Linked DNA regions of Homo sapiens: all the other regions are linked to region 5. A link is a loop called in an ENCODE intact Hi-C map of the cell type or tissue named here. Cell type or tissue: mammary epithelial cell. All regions are shown on one strand.

Region 1 (4,000 bases), 200 kb after region 5:
TTTGTCAATTTTATTTATGTTTTCAAAAAACAATTTTTTGTTTTGTGGATATTTTGTATAGTTTTCTTCATTTCATTTATTTCTGCTCTGATTCTTATTCCTTTTCTTCTACTAATTTTGGGTTTCGTTTGCTTTTGCTTTTCTAATTCTTTAAGATGCATTGTTAGGTCATTTATTTGAAGTTTTTCTTCGTTTTTGATGTAGGCGCTTACAGCTATCCTACTGTGGCTGAGCTGGTATTCAAGATGCAAGACAAAGTCCTCTTTACTCTTCACTTTCTTCTCCTCAAGCAGAAGGAAGAAGTCACTTCTGTTGCTCCCAGCTGCACTGCCTGGGGTTGGGGGAGGAGTTGTTCAAGCACTCCTTTAGCTGTTCCATCTGTCCATCTGTTGTCTTTCTAGGTCACTTGCCACCCTAGTCCACTGGCTCTAAGCCTAGCCCAGCACTAGGAGTTGCTAGCAATTACAGTCCTTTTTCAACTTTACCTAGGACCCCAGAACACTTTGGCCCATGCTGGCAAGGCCTTCCAAGAAGCTCAAGTTCTGCCCACTGGGATGGGTGATTCTCCTCTGGCTGTCTGGTCCAAATGCTCCCTCCATGTGTAGGCTTCAGCTGAGCCCAGCATGGCTTTGCTCTCCACTGTGACAGGGCAGCAGTGAGTTCAATGTGAAGTCCACCAGTCACTGCACTCTCCCTCCCCGACATGCACAGACTCTCTCTCTGTGCTACTGGTGACTGCCAGCAGATTAAGGAGGGGTGGCGTTGGTGATTCAGGACTGTCTCCTACCCTCTTCAATGCCTCTTTCAGCAATATGAAACTAAAACTAGGTACTGTGATAGCTCATGTGGGTTTATTTTTTGTTCTTATGATGATGCTTTTCTTGTGTGTGGTTACTTGTTAAAATTTGGTGTTCCTGTGGGGGAAATGAATGGTGTAGGCTTCTATTTGTCCATCTTGCTCCCCTCCTATTTTCATTTTAAAGATGATAAAAACTTGTGTATCATCAGTTAGCAAAAGTCTACTGAGTGCTTTAGCTAAACTCTGTGTAAGGGAGGGCCCTTACCCTTATGGAGCAGAAGTCCATCATGAACGACAGGCGTTAAACAAGTAATTATAAATAATTAAGTAAAACATTATAATCAGACAAAAATGACATGAAATATCAGGTGCTCTGGGAATATAAAACAAAGGTTGGCTATGGGTTTTGGTAGGGGTGGATAGGTGTTAGCTAGGTGAAAGGAAGGAAGTAGAAGAAAGAGAGCATTTAGGCATAGTGTGAAAGCAATGCAAAGGCCCTGAAGTAGGAGAGAGCATGGCACATACCCGGAACCAATAGGAAGTACAGTGTGGCTGGAGCTCAGAGAATGAAGGTAGGAAGTGGTTGAGGTGGAGATGGAGATGGAGATGGGGATGGGAGTCATATGAGGAACATGGCAGGCTATAGGAAAGGAGATCCCAGAGGAGGTGAAATTGAAAATGAAGATGGGAGAAGGGATAATTGCCGCAGGAGGTTCCTGGAGAAGTTAGAAGGAAATGGAATTCTGACTGCCTCTAGGCAACTTCACATGGGTGTTGCAGAGTTGTTTCCAATATGTCAAAAATGGAAATCATCTCTCCCCTTTTCAGTACCCCTCTCCTGAAATTTCCTCCCCAGCCTCCTCGCTCCCAGCTCTTTACCCTGTATCCTCTCTTCTGGTAAATGATATCAACCTATGACTCAGAAGCCTCATTTAGAACATAATAAATCTGAGGATAGGGTTACACTAAACTTCTAGTAACAATCACCTGCTCCACGTGATCAGTCATCATGCCCTAACAAGTTTCTAATCCTAACAGCTTTCAAAACAGCTCTCCCCTTTCCTCTACCTCCAGAGACACTGTCCTGGCTCAGTCTTTCAGTTTCTCTTGCCTGGGTTGTTACAGCAGCCTCCTGACATTTCTTCCTGTCTCCAATACATGCAGTGCACAGCTGCCAAGGTACCCTTTTTAATACTCAGATACATGGACATGATTCTTCTCCACATGAGAAAAAACTTTTGCTGCTTTTTCCATTGTCTGGAATATAAAATCCAGACTCCTTAGCTCAGTGTACATGCATTTTACTGTCTGGAACTCTTTGATATTATCTCTTGCTTGCCATCTCAGGCATATTTCAGGGCTATTTGCAACCTCTCCACTTACGTACATCAGGCTATAAATCCCCTTTTCATCACATCCACGTGATAATCCCAACTCATCCTCAAGGTCAAGTGTTCTCTCCTCCAGAAGGTCTCCTCTGCCCTTCCCACCCCAGGCAGGTTACAGCCTCTTCTCCATGCTCCCATGGTGCCATGGACATGTACTTATCACACTATCACAATTGTGGGTCTGCTCTCTGTTGCTTATACTTAACTGAGCTTCTTCGGGCTGGGAATTAACTGAACCTGGTTAATTTTCAAAGTCCCTGAATCCAGCATAGTGCCTGGCATAAGGCAGATATTCAATGGGAATGAGGAGTGGGATCTCTTTCTTTGGCAGTCTACTTCGATTTTGTTTGAGTACCCCCAAATTCTCACCATGGAACAACTTTGAGATTTTGAATTAGAGCCCAGGTTAGTCAGGAATTATACTTCACATATTTGAGTTGTAATTACATCATATCAGAAACCACTTGCGAACTTTTTGCAGTAGCCCATTGTAATCTGATGTATTTAATTTGTTATTATGACACCCTCCCAAAAGGACTCAAAGTAGCTTATAAAGGTAACAAAGTTTCAGAAGATAATTTTGGTGGTCACTGTAGGTTGTGATTTTCCTCCTTTTTCTGTCAATCAACCCCTGATTTTGTCCAGGTGGTCATAGGCCCAGCAAAAAAATATTACATTTCCCAGGGTACCTTCCAGCTGGGGTTGGTCATATGAAGAAGTTCTGGCTAATGAAAATAAGCAGAAATGGCACATGCCTTTTGATATCTGTGCTGCTTCTCTTCATCCCTGGAATTGAGGATTCAGCCCTGGAGTAGAACCGCCATCTTGAGAGCACAAGACAATTGTGAAGGAGAAAGTCTCCTCTCCGGTTATGTGAAAAAATAAAACTCTACTTTTTAAGCACCCATCTGAGGAGTGTCTCATGCTTACAACCAAACCTAATACCTGACAGAATAACAGTCAGTGAGAAATATGAAACAAAAGAAAAACATAGGCAGGAACATAACGCAAAACCAGGAATCTATCTACAGTGTGTACTAAAATATGTACCGTGAAGTGCTATATGCTCTCTATGGGCAGGTCAGATATTCATTTCCAAGATGTCTAGAGGACAATAAGAGGAGACAGATGTGGTCAGTTATTTGTCCATAAGAAAAAAGCATACTTACCCAGAAAAAGAAAATGAATTTTGATGGCAAGACAAGACAGATATTTCTCTCCACTGTTGTTTACAGCATGAAAAACAGTGTTCTTGTCAGTAGCCCTACAGCAGCAAATGTCTCTGGGTAGTTCTAGTAACTGATGGTCTCATCCAAAGTGCAGTGAAGAAAACAGTTAGGGTATTTAGACAAATAAATGGACCACACATCTCTCAGGCAATCCTTCATAGCTAGGCTTCCTCTACTGTTTTCTAGGTGAACTACATTAAAAATCTTACGAAAACTGCAGACCTCTGAACAGAAAATTGCACATACACACCAAATTTTACCAACCATTTAAACTCAAATTAACCAATCAAACCCAGAGTTAAGGGTTTGAAAATTCCAGGTTAAGAACCCAGTCCCAATCTGTATTCTCGGGGGGACTTATTTTACAAGATGTTTGTTTTCATGTAAGTATGATGAGCCACTGTCCCAGTTTTCTTGAGAGGGAACAGTTTCTTGGGATGCAGAATAAGTAGAAAATCATACACCTTAACCGTTTGCCAAGCTTTGGTGTGTGGGGATGTGTGTACGTGTGTGTGTGTGTATGCGTATGCATTGTGGAGGTAGGTAGGCCTCTAGCTGTGAAAATTAAGGGTTTCACAAGGATA
Region 2 (4,000 bases), 140 kb before region 5:
TACCTCACAGGAGGTTTAAAAGTCAGAACCAATACTTTTAAATTGTGATTTATTAAGCAGGCAAAATACAGGTAATACAAACCTCTGCATATGAAACACATATCCAGGCAAGTTGCTGAATGTTTCCTGTCTTCAAATAATTAAAGGCGGGGCAATTAATTCAATGCCAAAGTAAATTCCTACCAAGAATGGGTATAAGAAAAATCACATTTTAAAAAACTTTCAACAAAGATGTCAATCAAGCTAAAAGTTGCTAGAAATCATGATTTTGAGTATTTGCTGACTTTAATGTTTACTGACAGTCCAGGAAACTGTTGTGCATCCACTAATTTCTTTGCAGGGCCATTAAGAGAAGGGACCAGATTCTCCTTTCCAATGGAAATGCATTAGATATCCAAAATATCAGCATTCCCAAGTGAGCCACTTTGATAATAAAAATAACGATTGCTATACAAACTGAAAAAAGAAGGTGACTAAGCAATGTTCCTTCTGTGATTTTAAGGGTAGTCAAACAGAGAGCATGAGAAACATTTGCTTCTACCTCTTTCCCCAAAAAGTTTGAGGCTGCTGGCAAAAATATATGCAACACCACAAGACAAAAATAGATATAAAGTTCAAGGTAAGTGAAGAAAAAATCAACCCAGGAGTAGTTTTTCCACAGACACATGAACCTGAAAGTGAGATCCTGCAGAGCTGCTAATGTTGGATGCAAAGCTGACTCATAACTTCTTAGTAGTGAACATAGGGAAATACAACATTACGAAATTGAGTATTCATTAGAGTAAAACCAGGTCCTGGGCTTAAGAGAAGTTCTGTTTTTCCCAGCTCTAATGCCGGAAGGAGCGTCTTCCTGTGGTTCCTCCTAAAAGCCATACTCTATGTGCAATGCACGGTCAAGGGATCACCTGGGGCCCAAGTACTGGAATTCTACAAGGGCAAATAGCTATGTGGTTAATGCACAAGGCTTTCTGATAATATTGCTGCATCCAGGGATAAATGGCACATTCCTTGGAACAGTGGCTACCAAATTAGGCTCTGAAGAAGTACTTTAGGGGTTCCATCAATTTTCCATATGAATATTTTGTATTTAAAGACTTCTTAGCCTTTAAGTACAAAAACAAATAATAGGAAATGCAGGCAAATATATAGCACAACAAATGTTAACTTACTGATGACCACATCTACATTAAGTTGCTTCAAGTGCTGACACTAGACAAATGTATCTCCTGCTATCTCTTTGTATAAGTGAGTCACCGATTAGGAAAGTTGTAACTCTGCGTTGGTATTCTTTTGGAAATTCAAGTCTGCACATGTCCGTTCATATAAAACTGTACAAATGACCTACACATCCATCATGCTCAAACAAATGCCAGGCCAAGAGCAGGTACAACTAGTTGGCACACACCCTCACCATGATCTAATAGACAGCTGTATAATACTAAAGTGCCTACCGCGTTGCATCATGATAAAGTGACATCATTGACTGGTACTGATGCTAAGTTTTGGGTGCTTCTGGTCTGACTTTTATATCTATTATGAGGCACGTGAATAGCTGTATTATTATGAATTCAATGTTGAGGCAAAAAAATTATTTCCAGTTTCTATTAAGATTAATTCAAGGGGATATCAAGACAAAATGAGCTTGTTAAAAATTAAAACCTTTTGCAGCTGCATAAGGATTTTCCAAATGTCATACAACCAAAACAAAATACAGAAATAAATTAGGTATGTTACTGATACTGTTCTGCAACTGTTATCCACATTTTTGAGTTTATCAAAACTGTCTCACTGTTCTCCCTGATAAGTTTATAAATGTAAATTTGTACTTATAAAGCATATAATTAAAAATACCACTTATAAATATTTTTGTATATAGTTTTGTTGAACATTTTTTTAAAACTACACTTGCTGGACTAGTTCTCTTAAACATGTCAGGAGATGCTGATTCTGTCAACCCTTGGAGACTGGGTGGGGCCTGTCACCTCCAGCAATGACCAGCCTCATCCATAGGTGGCAATCCAACATAATCTAATTCAATGCCAATATAACATAATACAAATATTATCCTTTCCTCTGTCTGCCAAGTTGGGAAGCTCTGTGATGAACAAAGAAACTCCAAATCCTTCATACAATTCTTCATAAATCTTATTTCTTCGAAGAGCTTGTGTCAAGACCTGCCCAGTGGAGAGGACAAAGTTAAGTTCTTTGGCAAGAAACTGAAGTACAGATATTTCATCCTCATGATAAAGAGCAGAGTTAAGTGTAACATTCACTTGTGAAAAGTAAAGTGGCAAATCAAGAAGAGTGGATATTTCAGGAGATATGGACTCTTTTCCCAAGCCTGCCCCTTCCTAGTTTTGTGACTCCAAAAAGGTCATTTAACCTTCCCTGAGCCTCAGCTTTTTCAGTTATAACATAAAAAGACGAAATCAAGCTCTCAACTGGGATTGACCATTAGAAGCTTTAAAAAAGCTTCCCAGTAGCAGTAACATTAATACATGCCAAAAGTGTTCAGAGCACTTGACATTAACCCACTTAGTCCCTACAAGAACCCTACGTTGCAGATATTATGATTATCCCGACTTTATAGGTAAGGAAACTGGGGCACAGAGAGGTTGAGAAATTTGCTCAAACAAGAGGCGGGGCCAGGTGGAAAGCTCTGAGCCTGTGCTCTTTAGTATAAGTGCCTGTTATGCTGTTTCTCCATTAAGTATCTCTCTGTCTTCTGACTCCTGAATCTATAGAAGGACCTGACATGTAAATTTTGATTCTGGTGCGTGTTCCTCGTTAACAGCCACTTGACTAGAAGAGATGTAAAGTTCTGTAATTCAGACTAGAGATGAAAAAAGTTCAATAAACTTTTTAATTAAATAAATGCTCAAATTCTTGTGCCTCAAAAATCAGAGCCAAAATTAAATAAGTATGGCTTTTAAAAGGTAATTGCATGCTGTCAAACTTAAACTAAGGGTAATGAATAGGGGTGGTGGAGGAAAATCTAAGAAACAAAATATTATCTAGCCAGCTACACAGGGGCATTGAAATAGGTTAAGCATTGGAGCAAAAGCTATGCCTCATATTAAGGGACAGTGAAAACAATTCCACAATTTATGGCCTGGCTTTGAAGGTGAAGATGAAACACTTTGGAAGCCCACTTGGAAAGCATCAGTGCTCCTGTCCAAATGGGCTAGCAGGCCCAATTTGTTTCGAGGACCACAAATGAATGTCTCTTTGTTTCATCTTTAAAGAACTAGTCCTTATGCTGCAGGAAAGTGTCCTTTGTAAATCTGGAAATCTAAAGCTGTACATGCAAATGCTGATACTCAAACACATGCTGATCTCCCATGCAGATTCCTTTATTAACATGTGACACTTAACAGAGGCAAGAAGATGCTATGGCACAAAGAAAAAATGAGGGAGACAAGTGGTCCTGGCCCCTTAAGCAATTTAGACAAGCGTTAAGTCTGGCATGGCCAAGTTAGTAAGCGCATAGACAGGCAAGAGGAGAGAAAGTCCATGTGCCCTGGCAGCACCATAAACTTGGTCAGGATTGTTTGTGCTGTGAGTCTACTTTCTCGCTAATTCTAGATACACCATTTATGGAAACTCATCTTCCTTTCCTCCCACTCAGTTCCACGGCTCTCTCACGAAATTTCGTCTCAAAAGTCTCCAGTTTGAAGTCAAACAATTCTAATCAAGGGAGTTGCAAACACTTTATTAAATAAAAAACAACTTTTCAAATAATTTATACACCTAAAACAAAGTATAAACATCTAAGAAAATAATTAAGTATTGGAGATCACTGCTGACCATACAGGCTATCTCGACTGAGAGTTTCGAATCCACTATAAATAATCAGTGAGTAATAAACAAACAGAACACCTGTTTCAGCTGACAGAATGTTTAATTACTAGTCTCTCTTCTGCACTGAAGATTCAACAGCCTGGAATTCATGCATTACTTCTTTCTGTTTAATAGCCACACCAAAAGTACACTAACTCAT
Region 3 (4,000 bases), 170 kb before region 5:
ATTTAATTAACTTCACAACAATCTTATGAGGTAGGTGTTATTATTCCCATTTGTGCATATGAGAAAACAAAAAGCTCATACAAGTTTTGAGCATTACACCTTGCCTGAAATCCCAGAGCTCACAAATGAGTAAATTTTCATGGCAACTTATCAATGAAATGATTTTGAGAAACAATGCCCTCTGAGTATGGAAGAAGAAGGGTAATGGAAGGTCTGTACGGTACTCAAATATTCATTTTCCAAGCACAGGACATTTTTTACTCATTTGTTTTAAACATAAGAAATAAACACGTGGCTTATGGTTGAAAGAGGGATAACAAGACAGAGGATGGTGAGTAGAAAAAGAGTGATTTCTGACATTTATCAGTTTTACTTTCTATTGTGGTTTTCCTTGCAAGTTGTGGAGTAAGACTGAAAGACTGTGATTTCACAGAACATCAGAAACGGATTCCACTCTGTCTGTGGGGCAGCTGCATACTGGCCTTCTGCAAACAAGTGGCACAGGAAGCTGCTTATTTGGATTTACCTAAGGTGCTGAAGGGCTTCCCTTTCCTAAAATATTCTTCTTTTGGGCTGTCCACTCAATTATACCACTTCCAGCACAAGAGGCTCCCATTAAAATACAGACCCCAGAACTAGAAGATGCAACCCTTGAAATCCGTCAGGCCCTAGCTAAGTTAGCTCCTCAGTGGGCAACTTGGATATCTTATTGTGGCAATGCAGTATAGAACCAGTAGTTTTTGATGTCATGACAAAAGAGCCAGGAAAGGTCCAGATCTAGAATATGAGGAGGAGCCATATATCAAATGGCACCTCAGGGACTGGGATAAGGAGTGGGAGGGTTCACAGTAGTCATCATCTCTCTCTACTCATTTTACTTGCAGTAAGATTTAAAGTGAGGGGTGAGGGGGAGCTGTTATAGACAGTTAACATTTAATCTAATTCTGTTGTCAATCACCAATGCCTGTAAGAGTAACAGACATCTGGGTACAAATTCATAAAGCAACCAGATCTTCACCTCCCCTTGCTCCTATCTGTAGCTTAATTTTTTTTTTTTTTTTAAATCATCAGCCAGGCACGGTGGCTCACGCCTGTAATCCCAGCACTTTGGGAGGCTGAGGTGTGCAGACTGCTTGAGCTTAGAAGATCGAGACCAGCCTGGGCAATGTGGCAAAACACCCTCTCGACAAACAATACAAAAATTAGCTGGACGTGGTGGTGCACGCCTGTAGTCCCAGCTACTTAGGAAGCTGAGGTGGGAGGATCACTTGGGCCTGGGAGGCAGAGGTTGCAATGAGCCAGGACTGCGTCACTGCACTCCAGCCTGGGTGACAGAGTGAGACCCCCTGTTTAAAAAAAAAATCACTGTTACGGAATAGGGACATATGATGTACTAGGAGAAACAGGTCTCCTGACTGGCGGAATTCACACTCTAAGGACACTAAGAAAGTGCACGACCAAACAGCATGATGTAGAATTTCATGAAAGAAAAAAAAAAAAAAAAAAACTGTGACTATGAAGATTCTTTGGATTTCATCTGGCTTCAAAGTAACTGGGTTAGACCACAGCCCCAGCTACCCAGATTATAATATTCTTTGCTAGAGTAGATAATCCACTCCAGAGCAAGCTCTGACAGTAAAAAGATGAAGAGTAATTAAGAGACATGACTATATAATAATATGAATTTCAAAGGGAGAGGATAACAGGTAAAAGCTCATGTTCAAACCTCTTGGCCCAAGTGAGCTTGGCTAATAAAACCTTTTACTTAGAATTTACTAAAACTTCTTTAGTTTACACCACAGTTTTACTCATTTCTTTCTTTCCATTTAGATCTCCTCTTTCATCTGCTACAATATAAAATGTAGGTATATCTCAGTTTGCACTTAGTATATAAAGCTTAATTTTCTCCTCTGCCTCTATCACTTAGTTACTCCTAAATTCTACCTTTTTGGTAATTTATATTACAAAAGAAACACAAGCTTATTGTACACTTAGAAGACAAAGAAAAGTAGGTTGAAAAATTAAAATCACCTGAAGTCCTGGATATGATTATTGGTGCATATCATTATAGACTTTATCCACTGGCACGTACAAATGTATAAACGTATGTGTGTGCGTGCAAGCATGCGTGCGCGTGCACACACACACACACACAATTTTCCTGTGTGCTAGGGAACGTGCAGCTTTTGAAGAGTCCAGGTTATAAGCCAAAGCTCTGGAGAGTGGCGTCCACTCCAACCACCACCAACAGATGGCGACAATGGTTGTTAAGTTATTTTAATATTGGTCATTTCAGTTGTAAATTCATTTAAGGCACATGGGGTCATTTGCAGTGCTTGTGCTAGTTTTAGAATATTTTATGAATATTATTAAACCTGAAAACACAATGGGTGTGTTTAAAACAACAGTAAAAAAAAAAGTGATATGTATAAACAAAAAAGATACTTTAACTTTGAGAAAGGGCAGAATGTTGCTCATGCATATAGAATGATAGTTTTCATAATAGCTGCTCCTGAAGGACAAACAGGGATTCACACATCCCGTAAAAGACGCTGTGCCTATGTATATGACCATAATTAGCAAGTAGGAGGGACAGGGGATTGAAATGAGAAAAAGAAGAGAAAAATAAAACATCAACATCAGAAAACTTATGACCTCGTGAGTTAATTCAGGGGAATAATAAAAGTAATTACTTACAGGTATACAGCTCCTACTCTATGCCAGGCACTATTCTAAGCGAGATGTGTGTGTGTGTGTGTATATATATATATATATATATATATACACACACACACACACACACACACACACACATATATATGCGCCAATTATTTTAATCTTCTTAATCTTTTGGGGAGGTGGAGTATTACTCCTACTTTGTAGATGTGAAACTCAGGAGCAGAGTCAGTAAGGGACGTATTCAAGGTTACACAACTAAGTAGCAAAGATGGGAGGTAGAATGTTTGCTTTGGAGTTTAAAGGCCAAGCATGTTGACAGCTATGGAAACTTGGGTCACCAACCACAGACTGTGCCACAGATTGAAAGTAATTCCCAGTTTGACTCTGCACACAGCTCCAAAAGAGTAAGGAGATGAGGGGTGGACTCCGTAATTGCTAAGGTCCTTAAGACAGATGCTGATGACATTCAGGAAGAAGTTACCTGACTAAAGACCTTCTGGATACATGACATTGGTCTATCTTGGAATAACATGCCCAGTAGAGCATATACCTCAGTGAGGGGGTCGGCAGGACTGGCTTTAAAGCTTAAAAGGAATAACTAAGGTATCTATTTGAGGGAAATGAATTTGAGGACTACAAATCTATTTGAGGAAACCCCCTCTTGTTATTTTGGAGTTGCTGGGAAAAAAGAAAAAATACAATACACGTCCTCACACATGTACACACAGATGAATGCAGTTTTCTAACTCACTTTTTTGGCTGCTTTGTTTTTTCAATGGCCTCCCAGACAAAGGGGATTTCCTAAAACTTGCTTTAGCTCTTTCAACAGTGGTTGGATAGGGGAAGGAACACAAAGTATACATTACGTCTGTTTAGCAAATAAAGTTTTTTGGAGAATGAGGCCTAAAAATAGTAGAAAGGGTCATTACCCATGTTATTCTGAATTCTCACTACCTGGAATAATTCAGCTGGTTATATTTCCTTTATTTACTTGGCATGTAAAGTGGTATTTGGAGATGAGATAGAAGATGTAAAAATTTATTAGGCAATCAAAATCAAGTAAATTTTATATGACATTTACCTCTTTTGCCCTGATGATTTTCAATGTTTCTACTTCCAAGACACAAAAATTAAGGGTATAGAAAGATATTCCCCATTTCATTTGGTTGTTCTGGCCTAACTCTTACATTAGATAGCTGCCCCTTCCACTTGTGTTATATGGCTGAGTGTACCTTTATGAATAAAAGATTCCTGGTGTATGTAGCTGGAATTGAAGCCAGGGTTTAAAGGAGAATGCTTGGCAAGAAAAGCTACTGCAGAC
Region 4 (4,000 bases), 430 kb after region 5:
TTAAAACCTATTAACACCAATACTTTATTTTATCCTATGGATTGTTTGCATAATCCACTAAACTAATCCACTAATCCACTAAACTAAGTCAAATCTCTTCAAATAACTTGTCTCTAGCCATCTTATTAGAAGCAAGAATAAATTTAGTTAGACAGCTTCTGGGTGGAAGAAAGGATGGGGAAAGTAGAGGTGTTTACCTAAAGTGAAACAGGATAAAGAAGGTTTAGGAGGAGGTGGGAGAAAGAGAATGAGAATCAAAGAAGAGGTAATAGTATATCAGTCTTTGGAGACAGGAAGATGAAAGAGGGAGGCAGAGGGTTGGGAGGCAGACCAGGGACAAGGACAGGGAACACTGAGAATATGACCCTATTGTGATTGGGGAGGGTTTTAGGATTGGCTGACACTGGTGTTCCAAATAGAATGAGCCATAGGTCACTTCAAAGCTGCATCAGCAAATGTCCCTCTTCACCCACCTCCATGTTGATGCAAGATACAACTCCAACTGAGGGAGAATATATAAACCAACTTCTTTGGATTTCAAACAAGATGTCCCTTTGCTGTCTGATATTGAAAGTATATACATCTGGTTTCAATATAAAACATATCTGCACCCTACACACTTGTCAGAGAGCTTAACCTGGCCCACTGTGTACAATTTTATTGTATTTCATTTCAAGGTAATTTCAGGAATAAGTAGGATATAAATTACCATAAATAACACAAACTTAAAACACAGATCCTCCCTCCTGCTTTAGGATTGGTGCACTATTAGATAACCCTGGATCAAATAGAAAATATTCCTTGTACTTTCTTTGCTCTGCTTAAGAAGGCAAAAAACTGTTGTATATTTTAGATTTTAATCCAGACACTTCACTTAAAATATAAAAGTATTGGCATGAAAAAGTGTCAGCTCTGGAAAACGTGTCTATGTGGGACACCTCATTCCCCAGCAATGTTAGCTAAATGATGTGCCGCTATAAGAAGCAATGATGCATGACATCAAAGAGAGTTGGACCCACCACATTTCATCACACTTTCTCTGGCATTCCAGAAGACCTCCTTGTTCTGCCTTCTTTACCACTGCTGCAAGAACTGAATCAAATATCCGGACCTTCCCCTGACAACTGAATTGATAACATTTTGATTTTTGAATTTCCATTAGAAATAATGCATGGCTACATGGCAAGAGAAAAGAAAGCAATAATGTGAAAAGCTTAGATACACCATGACATTATCATTTTATATAAATGTACTTACATTTTAAAATAGATAGTAATGAGTCATTAGAGGAAAGATATTGTATCTTTGTATTACAGTGCTACTGAGCTTAATGCTGAATGTCTCTTCAGCAGCCATAGATAGAAAGGGAGAGGGTAGGGTTGCTCCTCACTGACCTCTCAGGCATTATTCAGGACTATAGCCACATCATGCAAATATTTAATCAGTTCCTGAAAATTGTCAGCAAGAGGCAGTTAGAGAGAGGCAGCATTCTTCATTTATTACTGGCACTGCTGTAATAGTACTGAAGAAAGATAGAGGGGCACTCTAATCCCCTGTCCCTCAGCTAGACAACTGAAAATTCTTACTCTATCAGCAAAATGTGTCTATCAAAATCAAGACATAAGGTCTCGAAGACCATTTCATTTGAGAAAACATGAAATGGGACTAAATGGTGGGCACACGGTCTTGAAATAAAAGGTTACTTTTGATCCAGGGAGGGAGAAAAGATTGACCTCAAATGATCCTATGTCCAGGGAAGCCAATTTTAAACCCTGCAGTATTTATATTATAACTTCCAAAAAAATTTTAATCTGAATTTCTGCAAAATTAACATTAATGGAATACTGAATTTGTATGAGAATGAAACTAATCTCAAAGAAAATTATGTTTAAAAACCATTTTGAGAGAGAAATTATCATGTTTTGCTCTACAGGGAAAGGATTCGTGTTGACAAGTCAAACAAAAAGGAGGATGGGAACCAGTTGTCCAGGGAGTAGCAGGGCCAGGGCCTCTGAGCCCGCTGGCCGGCAGAGCAGGCAGTGCCCCCTGCAGGCCTGACTTCCTAAGAGTAGCTCATCAGAAATTAAGGACCTCACATAACTAATTGGGAAGCCAGCCAGCCCGGATTAGTCCACATCTAAGCATAGGCATCCCATCCAAGGTAGACTTCTGGAAGAGGCTCCAGAAAGGGCCAAAGATGGCTTACAAAGAGATTTTGCTGCCCACCTGGTTGTAAATGTCTTTTTGTTTTTTTTGTGGTGTTGACATAGCAAGGCTCCCAAACAGTACCCTCACAATGGTTTTTCCATACTGTCCAGGACACCTCCTTCAGACAAACATGGAAAACATGAGAGTATTCCAAATAATTACAGAGGCTCCATCCTCAGGGCCCCTCCCCATCATGGGCATCTTGCAGGTGTGGGCAACAGCACTGGATAACCCCTGTCAGGGAATGGAGGAGGAAGGCAGGGCTGTGCAAAAATGGAGTTTTGCAACCCAGAGATCCCTGTTGATTATAGATCCATAAACTCAGACAAGTCACTTAAGAATAAAGTCAGTGCCAGTTGATGACTGCTGCCCCAGAATAATTGTAAATAGTGCTTCCTTACTCTAAAATATCCCAGTTTGGGTTCTGTATTAATACATGGGTACTCTATGACAAACATCATTTACAAAAAAGTAATCTTCTGATTTTTTTTAATGTCTGTTTGTAGAAACACAATATAGATAGCCATAATATAGGCTCTGTTCAGTAAAGAATCAGTTCTGATAAATTGGCAATGAGAGATAGAGTATTATGAGAGGCAATGAGAGGCAGAGTATATGTTGACTCTTTAAAAATTGCTATCTTGATTTCTTCATTTTTGTGTGGGCAGTGGTGATGGCAGCAGGATGGGTGGTATGTGTGCGTGTGGAGGAAATTGTTAATACCTCTTAAAAGGCCTTTAGAAGGTCTTCTAAGTAAAGACGTCATACAATGTAGTATTATTATAACTTGTTGGAATTGATTTAAAAGGCTTAACAAGCAATAATATAGAGTCATTTGAAAAGTCTATGAGCAGAAGAACGACCAGGGACATGGGTGGAGTGGGTAAATTTCTGAATGGCAGTCAGATCACCTCTTCTGTCTAGGAAGAACATAGAACTGATCTGTGTGGGACAAAAAGCACTTGCATAATGAAGCCAAAACCCAATAGGAAAATCAGGACACCACAAGGAGCTCAAAGTTTTGTTTTGCTTTTGTTCTTTAATCAAGGGAGTGGCAGCTAGTTTGATGGAAGCATTTTTGTGTTAGAACATTGTGGCAAGGGAGAGAAACCTTAATTTCTGTAATTCTTTACCAAGAACTCCTTGCTTTGTCTTTAAAAGTGGGTTAAGCTAATTGTCTTGCCAGGGATTATTGGAGAGAGTCAATGGTGGGTGTGTTAAGAGCCTGGAAGCAAAATGTGAGTACTGTCCCCGGAAGGAGAGAGGTGGGATAACCACTGGGCTGCTTCAGGGTCTTGCTGCAATCTCTTTAACATCCACAGGTCATTCCGAAAATCAGAGTCAGCATGCAGCATGGAAACCACTTCACAACACTTGTTTTATTTCCCCTTTTTTTGGTCCATTGCTGAAAAATGCATGAAAATCTTGTAAACTATAATGTAAGAGGGCCCCAAATCATGGTGATTTTGTACCTCTTAATTCAAGAGGTAAGAGTGAGCCCAACAAGGGCAGCTCGAGAGTGGAAGGCGGGAGGCCCCATTTATTTTCTTGTAATGGCTCCAGCCTAAGTTGCCTTTTATCCACTTAGGCCCACACGATAAGTTCACTCTGGAAATCTCTTCAGCGTGGCTGCGTGCAGATGTAATCGGACCTGCTCTGGGTCGTCCTAATTGCAAACACATTTCTCTCCCTCTGCGGCCATTCCTAAGCAGGCAGTGGTCAGAGCCTTGCCAGGGTTTTCTGGCATCTTCTTCCTGCTTTGTTTCCAAATCTGCATTTTTCTTTGAGAAAA
Region 5 (4,000 bases):
CAAACAGAAGTTTCAAAATGACTCTGCCTAGCAAACACATCACTGTACTTTAAACAGAGTGATGTTTTCTATCCCATATTTTCGGAAGGTTAAAGCACACACAGAGGCAAGAATCATGACAGACAGCAGATCCTAAGAGAGTTTATTAACTCTTTAGGTAGATTAGGCAACACTTGTTTTTAAACTAACTACAAATCAAAGTCTTTTTTTTTTTAAATGATTCAACATTACTACCATGCTACCAACAGATACATAAGGGAGAGAAAAAAAAAAGGGCTGCCTGTTCCGAACTCTGCTTACCTAAAATTTGCATCTAGTCACGTGCCATTTTTAGAAGATGTCCCCTTCTGAGATAATCAAGATACTTGTACAACAGGGAATTTAGACTTAATTACCAAACTTTAATACCATGTTATATAGGTCAAGTGAGTATGTATACCTTTCTCCAGAAACAAAGGAATTCCGAATAATAGGATTTCAGATTTAATTGTAGAATTAGCAAAATGTTTTGAGAATGTCATTTACCGCAACACAAATCAATATTAAATGCTTTATGCAGGAAGCACACTTTCAGAAAATGGGCCGTAAAGCTTTCTGGGATCCGACCCTAATTACTAGAGCAGGCTCTTGCCGTTTGTCTCTCTCTTCAATTATTTACAGGGCAAAAAAGCCAAATGGCATTGCATTAGCTACATTAAATGGTATGGACTTGGTTTCTAACTTACTAATGGTATATAAAAATTACTAAGGTAAATGTGCCTGTAGAAACATGGCTTTTTTTCTTCCTCACCTGAGTGGGTGTATTTATTATTCATATTGTTAAGTGTTGAATAAGCTGTCCTTTAGGCACCCAATGCTGCATAATTTAAACAAGTGCATTAAATATATAAGATATCTAAAAGGTAGTGCATTGATTATGCCACAAAATTTCTTTGAACAGCTACCATGTAGCTCACAGAAAACTAGCATCTCCTGCAAGTTCCTAAAACAAATACTGTGAGAACTACACAGAGATGAATAAGGGGTATCCTTGCTGCTACCATCTTGCTGCTTTCTGGTGACCCAAAGTAAAGTGGGAATTGGGGGAAGTGAAAATGAGGCCCGGGATTGCTAGGACATTTCTGGTCTCGAAACTGACAAGTGTCCTTTTTACGTAGACAAATACAGGGCTATGTCGTAAGTACATGAAAACGTGGACCACACACATTCTAAGAAAGAAAAGGCTGAATCAGAGATTCTTTGTACCAGGCCGGAAATGCCCAACTACCAGCAAGCAGAGCATGATTACAACCTCCCAAAGAAAGTTCGGACACTGCATCCATACCTGATTCTTTTGTGATCTAGAAGGGCACCCAGAGTTGTGATAGATGTTAATGGCTGAAGAAGGCTGCTGCGTCCAACTTCCACCCTCCCAAATTCTGGCGGCTGCTTCCAAAGCAGTGAAATTTCCAGTCTTCATGGCCCAAATAATTTTTTTAAATGAGTTCGGGAGGCATCAAATTCTTATTGTAAAAATAAGATAGGCCCACTAACAAAGTACCCAGGGTCCCTAGAAAGCCAGGCGCAATTTGTATGGCTACATGTCATCAACTGTTGTTACCCAAGAGTGTGCCGAGGTCACTTTTTAAAAAGCAACATTGGAAATCGATCTGTGGCAAACATATAAGCTAGTTTTGTTTTTGTTTCTTTTTTAACCAAATACGAAGTCACTTCTTTCTCTGCACTGAAATCTGCCCATTGTCCCTCCTTTGCAAAACCTCTAGAGATTAGAAGGGACATCAATGAACGCGAGTGAACTTTGGCCACTTTTCTACCCAAAACACCAGCGTAAAAGTAGAAATCAGTAACCAGGTGAAGTGCCACACCGCACAAAGATCAGAGGCGAGGGGCGGGCGCTCAGGGCCGGAGGCGGGGAGGAAAATATCCCGGCCCCGCCGCCCCTCCAGCCCCAGTCATCGCGTGCGCGGGAGGTGGAGGGGCGTCCCTGGGGGGCGGGAGGCTCCGCGCCACGGCGAGGGGAGCGAAGAGTTACAGCTTACAGGGCGAGGCCCTTGGAGAAGGGGTCGAAAAGCCGGGCCACCAGCGGATCCAGACGCGCACACCAGGCGACGGCCGCCGGCCAGCCAGGGCTCGGCGAGGGGCGCCGCTCGACCCCACGACCCTCCCCGCTGGCCGGGCCAGGAAGGGGCTGGTGGCTCTTTCCTGTCTAGTCTCTCCCCCCGCGGCTTTCTGTAACCCGATCCCCGCACTCCGCTCCCAGGGAAGCCGCCGCCCCGCGCGCCGCCCGGCTCTGCCCAGGCCAGCGCTATAGTTAGCAACCTTCCAGCAACTCCGCCCGGCGGTGGCGGGGGTTCGCCGCGCGCCCCCCTCCCCAGGCCTGACCCTGCGCGCGTCCCCGGGCCCCCTCCTCCGGCCGTCACCTCTCCCCGGCGCCCCTTTACCTTGGCTTGCAGATACTGGGGGTAATAGTAGGTGGCGTACTGAGGGTACATCTGCTGTTTCCACACTTTGCCCATGAAGCTGGAAGGGAGCCTGCCGTGCAGGGTCGCGGACACTTTGGGGTTTCCAAGTCTCGGGCTCTCCTGCCTCTCCCTTTCCGGCGGCGGCGGCAGCGGCGGCGGCGGCGGCGGCTGCTGCTGCTGCCGCTGCTCCACCTCCCAGCCGGGACCAGACGTCCTCCTCCTCCTCCTCCTCTTCCTCCTCCTCCTCCTCCTCCTCCTCCTCTTCCTCCTCCTCCTCCTCCTCCCAGGCAGAAAGAAAGACACTGCAGAGCGCAGAGGGCACCCCGGACAGGGCGCTCCCAAGGAGTTTCCTCCCGGAGCCCGACTGCTCCGGGGCTGCCAAGGGCTGGCGCGCTGGCCGCGGTCCGCTCGGGCGAGCCGGCTGCGCGGGGCTGAGAGGTGATCAATACAAGTGGAAAGTGCGGCAGCGGCGGCTGCGCTTGGTGCCAGGCGGCATCTGGGGTGGGTGCGCCCGATGTGGAGAGAGGAGAGGGGCTGGCGTTCCGAGGCCGTGGGGGAAGGGCGGGCGGGGGCGGGGCCTGGGCGCCGCCGAGCCCGGGACCCGCTGGAGGTGAGGGCTGAGTTTTAACCACTCCTCACCTCCCAGGCTCGCGGTTGGACGGGCGGAAGCCCTGTGAGTCCAGATCGCTTTGTGTCGGGGGTGGGGAAATGGGAGTGGGAGTGGGGGTGGAGGGGGAATGCGGGGGGACCCAGCTTAAGAACTGCAGGGCGGGCACCTCTTTTGCTTTCCCGAGTTTTTATCTTCGTAAGGGGGAGGGGAAATAAGGGAAAAGAGGAAATCTGATTAATCGTTCACTTCCCACCGCCCAGTAATTTTTTTTCACAAGGGAAGGAAAATGATTTAATGCCCAACAAAGCTGGAGTCTGGACACCTGGGTTCTGTTCCTCCCACCCACCCCCGACCCGGGGCCACAAGACTAATCTAGGTGACCTTGGGAGGGTTAGCGTCCTTCGGTTTGGTTTTCCCAGATGTGAGACGTGAAATCATGCCCCTTGCACAAGGGGAGGCAAAGCACATACATACATACACACACACACACACACACACACACACCCCTCACAACATATAGACGGATCCTTCTAAGAGGGGGATGCCGCAAAGAGGCAGAATGTTATTAGAGGACACAATATAGACATCAGCTTTTCTCTGCCTCTTTCTAATGCTGCCAGACAGTCTGTCAACTCCCACTCAGGAGCAAGGAAACTCCCTGAGTTTGGAATATTTTAAGGCCATTTTGAAAGTCACGCTGGCATATTGTTGCAGTGTGCTTCAGTGACATATAAAATCAATCTCTCTTTCTGCCTCTCTCCATCTCCTAATTGTCACAGCTCTAGACAGCCTCAGACCAGCAGTGGTTCAGTTCACTACATAACTAGATATAATTTAATGGAATTAATTGGTCCCCGAAGCTGCCTGCAGAAGACTTTTATATTCCAGCTCAAAAAGAGAGCTAATACCAAAATGTACATACGGATAG
Region 6 (4,000 bases), 150 kb after region 5:
GAATGGGGGTAGCCCCTTTCTTCTGTCTGCTTTTGTAGATTACCCTTTTTTTTTTCCTTTTAAAATTTATGTCCCTTCTTAACTTTGGCTTTCTAGTCTTATACATTCTCCTGAGGGATTAGGCTTTTGAAAAACAGCAGGAGGAAGCCTTTCTCTGTTTTCTATCCCTGAGATAATGAAGCTACAATCAAGGGAGGAAAGCCTGATACAGACAGACTGGAGAAGGAGGAAGTGGAAACACAAGGAGGAAAAGCCTTGGAGCAATTATCAAACTAATATCCAGCCACAAAATTATTGTTTTTATTATTTTTTAGAGACAGGGTATCACCATGTTGCCCAGGCTGGTGTTGAACTCCTGAGCTCAAGCAATCGCCCACCTCAGCCTCCTGAAGTGCTGGGATTGCAGGTGTGAGCCCCCACACCTGGCCTGAGACACAAAATTATTAACAGGACTACATTAAATTTTCCAATGGCTTTTTAAACTATTGACCCAGCTTTCTTACGTCCTGACAATAAATTAAATTTATCAGATTGGGGATGATCAAGAGAGTGGTCTTTAATGCAGTTTCAGGGATGAGGAAACATTGATGGATCTCTCCAAGATTCTATTTTAGGAAAAATTTTTGCATGAATATTGACTGACTCAACCATATATATTACTGATGACCAGATGATGCATCTGTTGATTTCTAAGACAAGCAATGTAACCAGACCCAACAAATGAAGAGCCAATTATCTTGACCTTCTAAGTCAGTGATCCAAACCTAGCTCAGAATCATTAAGGCTCTTATAAAAAATAAAAACCCAGACTCACTCCTGGACATTGCCATCTGGAGGAACGCCAGGCAATCTGTAGTTTTTAAAAGTTCCTGGGTGACTTTGGCCAATCTGGAGAAGCACCAATCTAAAAGATGAAATTTATTTAATAATCTGAGCCATGATTGCTATATATGTATGGTTCAGGCGAATATGAATATTTAGTGCTGTTTGGATACTGTCTACTATCATCTGCATAACAGCTGCCTTAGCAGAATTAGTTCAATAGGTTATACTTCTGTACCTTTGTTTTTAAAATACATAATTGTATTTAAAAGAAATGTATTAGCCTCTTGTATATAAACCTTTACTACTGTCCCATCAGTCTGGTAGGAAGATTTCTTGCCATTTGATAAAAGGAAAAACTGACACTGTTTCTAAGAAGCACCAAAAGTTAGTCAATTATGAGGACATTCCCAGATATTTTTTAGCAGAATAAACTTAGATGTACCCTTCCATATTACCTCAGGTCTTTGAGTGTCTATTTAGTCGTCAATTGGCAGTATCTAGTCCTCTTAATTTAACACAATTAGCATTTCTGAAATTAATCACCAAAGCATTCTAAATTACGCTGTTTGCTAATAGGAAGGACTCATTTTCCATGGAGGGCTATTTTTAAAATACCTGCTTCGGTGCAAGAATTTCATCTGCTTCAGCAAGTATTGTGGGTGTGCCTATGAGTGTGTGTGTGCTGTAGTGAGCTATACCTATCACTGCCTTTTTGCATTCTTGGCCAAGATACCATGCCAATCAGGCACAATAATGCACAATACAATAACAAAACTCAGACAAGACTGGGTGAATTGCTTAACCGCATGTGTCTGGTACATTTAGAACAGACAGTTGATCTGGTAGATTCAGGAGACATAGAACAGTCTTTCCAGGTGCTAAAATTCACTGGATATTTCAGTTAAGACAATAATATACATATTAAGAAGCACCTAACAAAAAGACACTGTCTAGTTAATTGTATAACAAAAGAGAGTCTTTGTTAAGGGACTTAATGCAGAGCCCAGCCCAGAAAGCCCAAGAGCTGGTGGAAAAGGATTTCAGGAAAGAAAGGAGAGGAATGTTAACCAAGCTAACCAGCTGAAGCTTATCACTTCCCCAGAAGTTGCGGTCTTTAGACCTGTTTGTGTAAGAGGTAATAAAACCTGGCAGGCTGGTACCTGTTAAGATGCCAACATAGGTGGTTTGTTCATGCAACCTGAAAGTCGGCTCTGCGCTCCTCCATGTGGGGGCTGGAGTAGCTACCTGGCCCTTGTCCTGGCCCTGGGGCTAGAGTCAGGGAGGCAGGGAGCAAAGTAAAGTTTGAGAAAAAAAAATCAGCTTTGGCCCCAGTGCCACCCTCTTTTCTCTCAGTCTCTGCTTGCAGTGTTGCAACTGTGTTTGGGGGTGTATGCTAACTTTGGGAAGACGTTGGCAGAGTGCTTTGAATGGCTATGTCATTTTTCATACAGCTGTTTTCTACCCAAGTTTTCTGGTTAAGTAGCATTTTTGCTTTGGTTTGCTTCCCCATTTTGACATCAATCTGTGTCCAGTGTTCTTCAGTGGTTCTCAGAGACTTGGCATCTGGCTACACTGATGTGATTCAGGTGCAAACACAGACGGTTGGAGAGAAAGTGCCTCTACTGGAAAATGCCTCTAGAAAGCACTTCTGAGAAGCTTGCTCTTTGCCACAGATACTGCTTTGCTCCATTCTAGCTTGGTTTGGCATACCCATAAATGTCTCCATACGGTTTATTAGGTTTTTGGTAGTAAGCTTATTCTAAAATAATTGGCTAAATGAAATGAAAACAGTCACAACTTGTTCCATAAAGAGATGATCTAATTTCAGCAAATCAGTGCCACTCGTTCTGGATTTTATCTTATAGTTTGTAAACATGGAGCAGGTAAGAAGTATGAGGCAGGTTGACAGCATTGTCTAGGTTGTGCACTGAACATCCTGGGGTACACCATTTAAATAGGCTTCTTTGAGTACTGACAAAATGACTCACCTTGCTGATGGCAGCGGCAGGCCATCCGGAGGGGCCGCTGCTATCATGTGGGCTGCAGTGGGGAGGCGCAAGAGGCGGCAGCAGGAGCAGCTGTGAGAGCAGCAGTGGTGGCGGTGGGTCCCCTGTACCCCGCGTCCCCGAGGCAGCCGACTGCACCACCCCCACCCTCGCACGGCCGGGCAGCACCTGCTCTCGCGCCCGGCCTCCACCGCGGCCTCAACCTCACTTCCCACTGCATGCTGGGGGAGGTGAATACCTGGCCGACAGCGCAGCTGGTACACGCAGGGCCGGCCCTAGGAGCGTCAGGTTCATTTGTGCCGGGTTGGCCCGAGTGCTGCGCCACCTGCACCTCACCCACTGCCCTGGGAGCTGAGCCAGTCTCCCACCGGTGGGGGAGCAGCGCGGTCAGGCACAGAGGGGCGGGCAGAGAGAGGCCCCAAGGTGGAGCTGGGTCTGGGGCAGTGCCACATTCCACAGAGCTGGCAGGAGCAGGCAGGATCCCTACCCTCCCAGGCGTGGCTGCAGCTGTCCAAGTTGCTGCTGGGGACCCAGGCACAACTGTACTCTCCCGGGCCCGGGAAAGCTTTCCCTTCCCCCTACAGGCTCGGAGGTGTCTGCTCCCACTGCCTGGCTTCTCCCCTCTGTTAGCGCCTGCTCTGATCACAGAGAAAAGTTGAAGACAAGCCCAGGTGCTGTCACAACCTGGCTAGGTGTGCTCACGCTCAGGGCAATGCTAACAAGCCAGCCCCCTGCCACCTAGGCCCCCTCTGGACTTTGGATGCCAACAAGCTTGGGAGGGAGACTGAGGGGGCACTGAGGGCAGCTTGGCACTGGTCTGCAGGCGCCCCTTGGCACAAACAGCCTGGGCGCCATGAACAGTGGCAAGAAGCAGACAGACTACTGTGGGGAGGGGGACAGGTCCCCCGTGAAGCCAGGGAGGTCCTGAAGCCTGGGGGCCAGGCTTCTAGTCCTGCGGACAAGAGTGGGAACTTGTGGTGCCTTTTTCCAGGCCTTCCCATGGCCATGGACCAATCAGCGTACACTTCCTCCCCTCTGAGGCCCGTGAAAGCCCGGACTCAGCCAGACTAGAGGAGACAATGGGAAGACTTAGCTGCAGAGAGAAGCTGCCCACGCCAGAGTCTCCTCTCTGCTGAGAGCTGGGGAGACAATGGGACGACCCTCTCTGC
Region 7 (4,000 bases), 480 kb after region 5:
CTAAATTGAAAGCAAACATGTAAGTGATATAAGTGGTAAGAAAAGGCAGAGAGCAATACTGGCTGGAGTGATCAGCAAATATTTTAAAGCGTAGTTTAAAATTAAGATGGATGCTGAAGGAGGGATTTAGAGAGGACAGATGGAAAGAAAGAGAAGGGTATTCCCAGCAAGCATCTGGCAAAGTAAGGTGTATTCTTTAGGAAGAAATTTGCATTCTAAATAATAAATGTCCAAATAGATCTAAGCTTTACTTAAAAGAGCAAACTTCTAAGAAGAAACAAGTTACATTAGATCCTTGACAGAGGAGAGATTTTTTCCACTGAGAAGATGTAAGTGGAGCTTCTCAAATCACTTTCAAGAACTCAGAGATAGCTCTATTCCTGTGTGCCGAGATCTCTGCCCAAGGCATTTTGAGGAGGAGTATGAAAAACCTAGTAGTTTGGATTCCAGTGTGTTGCAATAATTTTGAAACACTAAGCAGTATATTCTCCTTCCTACTTTTATCTCTCTTCACCTTCCATTCCACCTGTTCCAAGCTCATTGTCTGATAGAGGAGAAGATCACAGAAAGTAGAAAAGAAAGGAATCTTTTCCTGGCTTTGGACTTTCAAAAGGCGAGTGAAAGATTTAGAAGAAAATGAGATGATTCCTTGGTAGTTGTCCTCATTTATACCTCCATCTCCAATCCCTTCATCCCCTCAAAGCCAGAGAAGAATTCCCCAGGCCTGGGGGAAGGTTTGGAAAATAGGTGGTGGGAAGTGATGTGAGAGAAATGTCCTCCTGGAAGATGCCCTTCACCTCAAGGACAAGAGTAGAAGCAAGTTTAAAGCCAGCCCAGCCTTCGCCCAAACAAGGATGTACATTAGGGGCTATGCTACCTGTCCATCCTTCCCACTGGCAGCTAGTGAGGACTTCCCTTCCACAGCATTCAGCACTTTGGCACTGGAGCGCCATCTTTTTCTGCCAAGTTACCACAGATAACTGCCTAGTCCAGTCCAATGGTTTTCAAACATTAATGTGCATCAGAATCACTTGGGGGGGCTTGTTAAGACACAGATGGTCAGGTTCCACCACTAGAGTTTCAGATTCAGCAGGTCCCAGGCGCAGATGGAGAATTTGCCTTTCTAACAAGTTCCCCAGTGATGCCAATGGTGCAGGTCTAGGGACCACACTTTGAGGAGTGCCCTAGGCAATGCCATAGGACATTTTACTCAACAACTTTACATACAAGTTGTGGGACCTTAACCACATTTCCTATCCCCTCTGTCCCTCAGTTAACATATTAAAAAAAAATAGGTATATTACCTACCTCATACAGTTGTGGGTAAAGATTAAATGAGATGTTGCTAAAATATTTATCAAGGGAATTGGCTTATGGCACGTAATATTGCTGTTTATTATTATTTATAACAACATTTAATATAAGGCCTCTCCCCTAATTGTTTTTAATAAATGTTTTCTGGCTAGCTGAATTGTCACCAAACTTTCACAATCCCAAAAGAAAGTTGGGTAAGGCTACACACTCCTGTCCCCGCCTCTGTTCCCATGTCCATACCCTAACAATGACAGGACCAAGAAATTGCCCTCTGGTCTATCCTGCCTGAAGCCTGAGCATGTGTCCCTCTAAACCCCTCCAGACCCCGCTATGAAATATAAAGAATGTCAGCAGGCAGCAGGCCTCCGTTGTTAAGAAGAGGAAACCGGCCGGGCGCGGTGGCTCACGCCTGTAATCCCAGCACTTTGGGAGGCCGAGGCGGGTGGATCATGAGGTCAGGAGATAGAGACCATCCTGGCTAACAAGGTGAAACCCCGTCTCTACTAAAAATACAAAAAATTAGCCGGGCGCGGTGGCGGGCGCCTGTAGTCCCAGCTACTGGGGAGGCTGAGGCAGGGGAATGGCGTGAACCCGGGAAGCGGAGCTTGCAGTGAGCCGAGATTGCGCCACTGCAGTCCGCAGCCCGGCCTGGGCGACAGAGCGAGACTCCGTCTCAAAAAAAAAAAAAAAAAAAAAAAAGAAGAGGAAACCAGGAGAGGCCGGCTCCCAAAGATGTGGTCCAGTAGGAATTCAGAATCGCCAGTATTCTTAGCTCCTGCTTATCTTGGATTGAGCCTTTGTTAGATTTTTTTGTTTGTTTGTTTTTAAAGCTAAGCAGTCTTGTGAAAAGCAGCTTCTCAGTAAGCTATATAGGCACTTCCTGGTTACCCATGATATGAGAATAACCTTTAAACTATTTCCATTTCTGATCCGGGCTGGAAACAGGAAATGCATTGGGTACAGCTTTAAACAACAACAACAAAAAGGGACCAAAAGATAAACCAAATTGTCCCAGGGTTCAGAAGAGGTTTATGCTAAGCGTTAGAAGGTTCAGATTTAGTGAATCCTCCCCCACTTTCTGCCATTCCAGAAATTCCTTTTAGAGGAGGGGGAAAAAAAAAGTGAAGAGTTGTACTAAATTGCAGAGCACTGCCATCTTCAGGGCCAATGAGGAAAATTTCCCAGGGTCAGCCAGATAAATCATCTTCCTAAACACTTCATTGAAATATAATCAGATGGTTAAAAATTTGACAGCAGACAGACTGGAACAGATTTTTCTACTGTTTCCAATGTTTGAAAAGTCAGTAGACACAGCTTTTTGTGGTGTATGAACATTTAAAAAAATATTTGCTGATTGAAAAGCCATTTACAATAAATAGGAAAGTTTAAATAGCTCAAACTGCATTGCCAAATGATGGGAGGAACACAGGCACAAACATATTGTTCAGAAAAAAAAAATTCCTTAAAAAGAAAAGTATGAATCGAATGATTTAGAAATGCTGTTTGAACAGATGGTGTGATTAACAACTAGTGTGTTAGCCATCTCAGGAGCTTACAGAGAAGTAAACAAATGCAAGGGGAAAAGAATCACTTTATTCCCCCAAAGAGTGTTTAGTTCATTTCTCTATGAAAATTTAGAAGTCTACATTTTGAAAGTTGGATATCCCTAGGGGATATTGGAAATAAGAAGTGACAGGAGTCTTTTTGGAGAAAGACCACATTAGGACAAATGCAGATGCTCCCCATACAGGCTGAGGTGTACAGTCATCCAAAACGCTGGAGGCAGGTGGTGCTGTGCAGAACACACAAGCCATGGAGAAAGAGGGCTGGGTTCTCACCCTGGTTGTAGCCCCAGTTACCACTGGCCTGGAAGGCTAGCCTTGTTCTCTCTGGACCTCAGTATCTTTCTTTGGAAAGTAAGAGTGAGAACCAGATGAGCTGTACAGCTTGCTTCAAAAACTTTAATGTGCACCTGGGGATCTCATTAAAATACAAATTCTAACTCATAGGCCTGGGGTAGGGTCACAGTTTGACTTTCTACTGGCCCCCAGGCAATGCTGATGCTGCTGATCCACAGGCTACATGTTTAGGACCAGGGTTCTAAGTCCTTCCAGTGATGATACTCTATCATCTTCTGATATTCCAGGTGTTGCTCAGGCAAGAATAGAAGACCAAGTGTCTACCTCCAAAAGGTATATGACTTTGAAATGGGTAAACATATATATGTATAAACATGTAATAAACATGCCTCATGCTGAATTAATTTTGAAAGCAAATCAAGTATTTATTTGCATTATGTAATTAACAATGGAATTGACTTTTGTGAGCAGGAGAGGTGAAGGGGAAGTCCTGGGAATTGGGTGTGGAGACCACATACTATATGGGGATGAGATGAGGGGGAGATTGAGATTGGGAGCTTGAATCACCCACCAGCATCCACACAGCATATTCAAGACAGATCCTGAGACTTCACCAGAATCTGACACTTTTACTATATGAAGGGCACTGTTAAGAAAATAGAAAGGCCGGGCACAGTGACTCACACCTGTAATCCCAGCACTTTAGGAGGCTGAGGCAGGCGGATCACTTGAGGTCAGGAGTTGGAGACCAGCCTGGCCAACATGGCAAAACCCTGTCTCTACTAAAAGTACAAAAATTAGCCAGGCGTGGTGGCAGGCACCTGTAA

What was found. Hi-C counts contacts between places; a loop is a spot of excess contacts. Peaks named below come from ENCODE experiments on the same cell type or tissue, not always from the same donor. Only the 100,000 strongest peaks of a DNase experiment are listed, where the experiment ranks them.
Region 1: it touches region 5 in a loop (2.8-fold over the local background); 2 of 110 quality-filtered maps call a loop at or near these places.
Region 2: a loop joins it to region 5, with 6 times the contacts of the local background. A loop is called at or near these places in 3 of 110 quality-filtered maps.
Region 3: it touches region 5 in a loop (2.3-fold over the local background); 40 of 110 quality-filtered maps call a loop at or near these places.
Region 4: a loop joins it to region 5, with 8 times the contacts of the local background. A loop is called at or near these places in 11 of 110 quality-filtered maps.
Region 6: a loop joins it to region 5, with 6 times the contacts of the local background. A loop is called at or near these places in 9 of 110 quality-filtered maps.
Region 7: a loop joins it to region 5, with 5 times the contacts of the local background. A loop is called at or near these places in 26 of 110 quality-filtered maps.

What each region holds. Positions count from the first base shown.
Region 1 is chr2:160,694,066-160,698,065 of GRCh38, forward strand. No RefSeq gene overlaps it. Among named protein-coding and RNA genes, the nearest start is that of RBMS1, 200 kb to the left of the region's middle. In mammary epithelial cell, no CTCF peak of the experiment used is centred here; a DNase peak (open chromatin) is centred at 1,806.
Region 2 is chr2:160,351,364-160,355,363 of GRCh38, forward strand. All of the region lies in intron 2 of RBMS1 (RNA binding motif single stranded interacting protein 1), which reads right to left. Among named protein-coding and RNA genes, the nearest start is that of MIR4785, 55 kb to the right of the region's middle. In mammary epithelial cell, a CTCF peak has its summit at 1,993; DNase peaks (open chromatin) are centred at 748 and 1,348; H3K27ac peaks cover 1,981 bases.
Region 3 is chr2:160,322,125-160,326,124 of GRCh38, forward strand. All of the region lies in intron 2 of RBMS1 (RNA binding motif single stranded interacting protein 1), which reads right to left. Among named protein-coding and RNA genes, the nearest start is that of LINC02478, 52 kb to the left of the region's middle. In mammary epithelial cell, a CTCF peak has its summit at 2,243 (motif pointing right); no DNase peak of the experiment used is centred here.
Region 4 is chr2:160,917,053-160,921,052 of GRCh38, forward strand. No RefSeq gene overlaps it. Among named protein-coding and RNA genes, the nearest start is that of TANK-AS1, 240 kb to the right of the region's middle. In mammary epithelial cell, a CTCF peak has its summit at 2,055 (motif pointing left); a DNase peak (open chromatin) is centred at 2,049.
Region 5 is chr2:160,490,848-160,494,847 of GRCh38, forward strand. RBMS1 (RNA binding motif single stranded interacting protein 1) reads right to left here and starts at 2,960. Exons shown (of 14, transcript NM_016836.4): 1 at 2,442-2,960. The coding sequence starts at 2,516. RefSeq lists an enhancer at 2,501-3,021 and a silencer at 3,208-3,387. In mammary epithelial cell, no CTCF peak of the experiment used is centred here; DNase peaks (open chromatin) are centred at 1,174, 1,964, 2,244 and 2,594; H3K4me3 peaks cover 3,136 bases; H3K27ac peaks cover 3,390 bases.
Region 6 is chr2:160,645,301-160,649,300 of GRCh38, forward strand. It overlaps LOC105373718 (a long non-coding RNA gene), which reads right to left and starts at 3,222. Exons shown (of 3, transcript XR_923526.3): 1 at 3,070-3,222; 2 at 2,814-2,903. In mammary epithelial cell, a CTCF peak has its summit at 2,060; DNase peaks (open chromatin) are centred at 1,601, 1,981, 2,841 and 3,081; H3K4me3 peaks cover 590 bases; H3K27ac peaks cover 2,060 bases.
Region 7 is chr2:160,967,958-160,971,957 of GRCh38, forward strand. No RefSeq gene overlaps it. Among named protein-coding and RNA genes, the nearest start is that of TANK-AS1, 190 kb to the right of the region's middle. In mammary epithelial cell, a CTCF peak has its summit at 2,466 (motif pointing left); no DNase peak of the experiment used is centred here; H3K27ac peaks cover 412 bases.